Linked DNA regions of Homo sapiens: region 1 is linked to region 2. A link is an interaction called in ENCODE POLR2A ChIA-PET data of the cell type or tissue named here. Cell type or tissue: Caco-2. All regions are shown on one strand. Each heading gives the region's core, and the rest is flanking DNA. Links, peaks and the distances in the headings are about the cores only. Region 1 overlaps MACF1 (microtubule actin crosslinking factor 1). Region 2 holds the start of BMP8A (bone morphogenetic protein 8a).

Evidence for each region. Peaks named below come from ENCODE experiments on the same cell type or tissue, not always from the same donor. Only the 100,000 strongest peaks of a DNase experiment are listed, where the experiment ranks them.
Region 1: POLR2A ChIA-PET joins it to region 2 with 7 read pairs; 2 of 35 experiments call an interaction of 5 or more read pairs at or near these places.

The regions. Positions count from the first base shown.
Region 1 is chr1:39,369,596-39,372,499 of GRCh38, forward strand. MACF1 (microtubule actin crosslinking factor 1) reads left to right here. Exons shown (of 101, transcript NM_001394062.1): 51 at 435-591; 52 at 2,884-2,904. Among named protein-coding and RNA genes, the nearest start is that of BMP8A, 120 kb to the right of the region's middle. In Caco-2, for the core only: no CTCF peak of the experiment used is centred there; no DNase peak of the experiment used is centred there.
Region 2 is chr1:39,490,007-39,492,910 of GRCh38, forward strand. It overlaps BMP8A (bone morphogenetic protein 8a), which reads left to right and starts at 1,630. Exons shown (of 7, transcript NM_181809.4): 1 at 1,630-2,319. The coding sequence starts at 1,986. LOC124904101 (a long non-coding RNA gene) reads right to left here and starts at 1,542. Exons shown (of 2, transcript XR_007065978.1): 1 at 683-1,542; 2 at 1-121. RefSeq lists silencers at 1,129-1,758, 1,859-1,958. In Caco-2, for the core only: no CTCF peak of the experiment used is centred there; DNase peaks (open chromatin) are centred at 1,575 and 2,721; H3K4me3 peaks cover 1,734 bases.

The DNA of each region.
Region 1 (2,904 bases), core at 234-2,733, 120 kb before region 2:
TCACCTAACTTCTGTGAGCCTCAGTTTCGGCACCTTCCTTGCTAAAGCAATCAGCACTTGAATTGGTCCTTGAAAGAGTCAAATAGCTAAAATGTAGCAGGGCCGGAATTGAGATCCAAAGCCTGCATTCTTTCCATTGTATCACAGTACCTAAATAGCAGCCTCCCTTTAGTTTTTCTCACTTTCACTTTAGCCTAGAGTAAGATTGAAGACCTCTTTCCCCAGAAATGTCCAAACAAGGGCAATATATTCCTGAGTTTGGTACGCTTCAATGTTATATGCGGTTGTTCAGCCAAACCTGCTATGGAAAAGATTATGAGAAAGAAAGGCCATGTTAGGTAACTGATGTCTGGAGTCACAGAATGAACTACTCTTAGCTCAAGTTGACTTTATAAAACTTAGTCTGGCAAGTAACAAAACTGCTTCATTGACAGAGAGAAAGATGCATCATCTTGCCAGGAACAGTTGGATGAATTCCGGAAGCTGGTCAGGACCTTCCAGAAATGGTTGAAAGAAACTGAAGGGAGTATTCCACCTACGGAAACTTCTATGAGTGCTAAAGAGTTAGAAAAGCAGATTGAACACCTGAAGGTAGGTGAACAAAGGGACTCCAAGAATTGGGCTAGGCACTGGTTTGAATACTTGTATTAACTGGTCTCCAGCTGTGGTGGGGAAATGTATGAGAAATCCAAGTTGTCAGTCTGCATCAGAACAGAAATTCCTACGTTTTCTTCATATGATAACCATCTACCCATACAGTCCTTGAGAAGCATACACTCTCTTTGTATGTTTGAGAATTAGACAAATATATTTGAGCAAGTAACCAGATAATATGATCAGGAAATTGAGGATAGAAGAACTAGTACTACTTCAGCTAGTAAAGGAAAAGCTAGAATCAGATGGTTGGAAGGTACCTTCAAGGATGGGACCAACCTTCCTCCCATTCCCTGCAAAATCCCTTCTGTACTGTCTTTGATCCGTAATTATCCAGCCTCTGCTTACACCTCTAACCTATGTCTTCCTTTTGTTGAAATAAGCCAAATATGCCTCTGACTAACTGTCATGCACTTATCCTTATTTTCTCAGTAAAGCATACTTCATCCTGAGCAGATGAAAGAAAAGCGTTTGATTGCTTTCACAGAGTGAGTGCCAGGAGCATTTGCTGTTGGGAATTCCCTAGGACAGAGCTTTCCCAACATTTTTGTTTCACAGTGCCCATGGTGTTTTAAGAAATTTGTCATGGCACCTCAAGGCCAAAAAAAACAGAAACAAAAAAAAACTCCTAATACTTCTACTTGCTAAGAAGTTAGGTCCAAACAACTTAGTAGTTGTTCATATGGTGTTCAACAGATGTCACTGTATTTTCCTCAAAAATGTAAAATATTCTGTGAGTAAAGCCATAGTTTGGGGACTGTGGCTCTTTGGAATCAAGAGTGATTAATGGCCAGGCGCAGTGGCTCAACGCCTGTAATACCAGCACTTTAGGAGGCCGAGGCGGGTGGATCACAAGGTCGGGAGTTCAAGATCAGCCTGGCCAAGATGGTGAAACCCCATCTCTACGAAAAATACAAAAATTAGCTGGACGTGGTGGCAGGTGCCTGTAATCCCAGCTACTCAAGAGGGTGAGGCAGAGAATTGCTTGAACTTGGGAGGTGGAGGTTGCAGTGAGCTGAGATGGTGCCACTGCACTCCAGCCTGGGTGATAGAGAGTGAGACTCTGTCTCAAAAAAAAAAAAAAAAAAAAAGAGTGATTAATTAAAGAACTGACAAGCAGTGACCAAGGGTCAGTTTGAAATTAGGCAATATGAGTAGAGCTCTGTGCCTTTCTCTGCAGCTTAAAGTCAAAAGCAAACTAAGTAGATTGTCAGGGATATTCAGTATGGAGGAGGGCAATGAAGGCTAGAATGGTGTCCTTTCTCTGAAAGGAGTAAAATCCTACAACTATGGCAGGAGACATCTTGGAGACTTAACGTGATGTGGTATTTTTGTCTTAGAGCAAATGCCATTGTTTCCTGACGGATTTCTGTGGTAGTTGGATCTTTGATTTCAAACCCAATATAAAGTTTCCTTAATAAATGCAAAGTATAGCCTATGATTCTATGTATTTTTCTGTATCTCAATATCTAGCTCCTTATTTATCCTCTAGTTACCATTTCTTTTTTTATCTTTATATGCATGTTGTTCCCTCTTGTCCATCTGGCAAACTCTTATCTTTCTTTGCTTTTTTTTTTTTTTTAAGACGGAGTCTCACTCTGTCACCCAGGCTGGGATGCCGTGGCATGATCTCGGCTCACTGCAACCTCTGCCTCCCAGGTTCAAGCAACTCTCCCGTCTCAGCGCCCTGAGTCGCTGGGATTACGGGTGCCTGCCACCACGCCCGGCTAATTTTTTTTTTGTATTTTTAGTAGAGACGGGGTTTCACCATGTCGGCCAGTCTGGTCTTGTACTCCTGACCTCAAGTGATCTGCCCGCCTCAGCCTCCCAAAGTGCTGGGATTACAGGTGTGAACCACCATGCCCAGCCATTATCTTAATTCAGAGCTTTCCTTCCTCTAGGCAGAATTAGATAGAACTCCTCTTATGCTCTTGGAATTCACAGACTGTCCATAATACTGTAATAGCATTTATCACATTATAATGCAATTGATAATCTGAGCTTCTGGTTTTAGAAATTGTATCATAATTCTATTTTGTACCCCAGTGTTTGGCATGGTGCCAGTCATATAGTAAATGTTCAATAGATATTTGATAAATGAATAAATAAATCAGAAGGATGGTCTCTTAATGCTTTTCAAAACACTAGGGAGTATATACAGAACAGATGTCCCTACTTATGAGGAAAAAGCCCCAGATACTACATTTGGCCATTTTCTTCTTTAAACAGAGTCTACTAGATGACTGGGCA
Region 2 (2,904 bases), core at 318-2,817:
GGGTAGCCCCGGCTTCTAGGCGGTGGCATCCACATCTGCTCTGCCCGGAGCTGATGCAGGTGCCTCATGGGGGGCGCTCTGGGGACCGCGCAGAAAATTTACGAGCAGTGTGGAAATATACCTGTTGGGTAAAAGACAAACTAGGCGTGTGTTTAAGGCACCAGCAAATGACTATTTAGATTAAGAATTTGTTGTAGAAAATTTTATTGAAGTGATGACTTCCAAATGTGATTTTTGGGGGCATTATACACTTGCTTCGAGGTTTAATCTTCAATCCACATGGCGGGGCACCATAATCTCTGGTGCCCAGGGCCCTCGTCTAGCCCCTGTGAGGCCCTTTGCGGTGCCTCCCTTGCCAGCCCCTCCAGCCTCCGCCGTTTGCCCCCTGGGCTCTCCAGTTTCCACTGCCCCCCTGCCCGAGCGCAGCTCCACTGCTGTGTGACCTGGCGTAAGTCCCTTAACCGCCGTGTGCCTCAGTTTCCTCATTTATTAAAAGAGGAGGTTCCAGTGGTATGTACCCCCTAACGATGTGCGAGCATCACAGAAATGACACGAGACACACACTCAGAACATGCCTTGGCGTGGCAAGTGCTGACTGTTGCCATTATTAGGCTCCCCAGCCGGGGTCTCAGGGCCTTGGCACAAGCTATTCCCTCTGCCTGGAGCACTTTCCTCCACTGACCTTTCCTGGCGCTCCAGGTCAACTCCAGGAGCCTTCCCAGTGCAGTCTAGGTGCCTTCTCCTTCCGCAGCGCCTGAACCACACAGGAATAAGTAAGGCGAGAGCGCGCCCAGGGAAGAGCAGGTGTGCAGAAAGGGACTGAGTCAGTCGAGACGTTTCCGCGGGGATCCTTCTCTTGGCAGGCCTGCACCGGGGCCGTGGGGACTGAGAAGATGTGCACAGGTGGCTCCCGAGTGCTCGGGAAGGGCCCCAGAGCTTCTGGCCCAGCTGGAGGCAGGAGGCGGAGCCTCCTCCGCAAAGCTGGATCAGTACCGGGGACGCAGGGCGCACAGCTAGGGCTGGCGGGGGCGGCCCGACTGGGGCGCTGCCTGGGCTCACGCGGGAGCCAGGTGGGGGACGCAGGGAGAAGCAGCCGAGCAGGTGCCGAGAAGGAGGCGCCCGCAGAAGCGCATGCAGGGGCCACGGGGAAGGCGCCAGGAGGCGGTGAGGGGCCGCGGTGGCCGGAACCCGGGCCGGCTGCTGCGGGCAGAGGAACAGGCCCCACCCGCGGGGCTTGGCTGGCACCGCCCGGCTCTCCAGACGGGGCTACGGCCGCGTGTCGGGCCCGGTGGCGACCACGGCACACCACGGCGAGGCAGCCGGGTGGCACCACTGGCGGGACCGGGACGGCGCCGCGGCCTTAGGATCTCTGCGCCGAGGCCCGCGGCGGGAGCCACGACGGCCCTGACCACGCTGACGCCCAGGCTGCGGGCTCCTCGCCCGGACCAACCGCCAGCCACGCCGAGGTCGCACCTCGGGGTCGCCCCACCCGCAACACCTGCCGCCGCCCGGGGCTCCTAGCGGGCGCGGCCTCCGCGCCCAGGCCCCGCCCCCGCGCCCCCATTGGTCAGTCCCGGGGGTGGGCGGGCGGCACAGACGGCTGAGCCGGGGCAAGGACTCGCGGGAATCGCGCCGCCCGGGTCGCTGCCGGAGCTCGCCGGTCGCCCCTGCGCTGCGCGGACCGCAGCCACAGCCGGACTGGTGGGAACGGCGGCGACAGACGGATTGGCTGACAGTCCCAGCCCTCAGAACAGCCCCGGCCTCGAAGCGTTGGCGTCTGCGTCCGCGTCAGCGTCCGCTTGTCCCGGAGCCGGGGCAGGTGCGCGCGGGGGGCGCTCCAGGGACCGCGCTGAGGCCGCAGACGCCGCCCGCCGAGCCCCGCCCCCTGCTCGCCGAACTCAGCTCCCCGTTCGCCGTCGGGGCGTCCCCGGGCCCAGGGGCGGCGGCGGAGCTGATGTGCGCCCGCTGAGCGCCCCCGGCCCGCCATGGCCGCGCGCCCCGGACCGCTCTGGCTTCTGGGCCTGACGTTGTGCGCGCTGGGCGGGGGCGGCCCCGGCCTGCGACCCCCGCCCGGCTGTCCCCAGCGACGTCTGGGCGCGCGCGAGCGCCGGGACGTGCAGCGCGAGATCCTGGCGGTGCTCGGGCTACCCGGGCGGCCCCGGCCCCGCGCGCCACCCGCCGCCTCCCGGCTGCCCGCGTCCGCGCCGCTCTTCATGCTGGACCTGTACCACGCCATGGCTGGCGACGACGACGAGGACGGCGCGCCCGCGGAGCAGCGCCTGGGCCGCGCCGACCTGGTCATGAGCTTCGTCAACATGGGTGAGTGCGGCCGCCCGCGCGGGGACCCTCGGAGTAAGCTGGCTGCAGGGGAGGGGCGCGCATCCGCGGGCGGTGCCGGGCCCTGGCCGAACGGGGAATCACAGACGGTGGACGCGAACCACAGGGGAGTGGGACCGCCGTGGTTAGGGAAGGTCTAAGGGTCATGGGGGCCCCCTGGGCTGCGGGGTGGTCAGGAGCAGAGTGTGGGGGACTGTGGACTCCCAGGCGCTGCCTTCACCCTGCCCCAGACACACCCAGGAGTAAGAATTAGGTGATGTCTTTGCCCACCTGGGCTGCCCCGGGAAGACAGCCTGGTCCTGGGGAGACAGGTGAGTAAACAGAGGCCGGGATGCTGTCACTGTGATAAGGACAGTACTGAGGAGAGGGACAAAGTTCAGCGTGGAAACCTGTGGTCACATCATCGGAGTGACCAGAGCTGAGTCGCGTGCCCTGAGTCCACAGCAGGCTCTTCCCTGTGCGGAGCCTGGGTGGGGTGCGGCTGTCAGGGGAGCGGCTGGGGAAGGAGCAGACTCAGCTCGCTGGGGCAGGGACTGTGGCCTTGTCACCCTGGGCCCTGCACTTAGC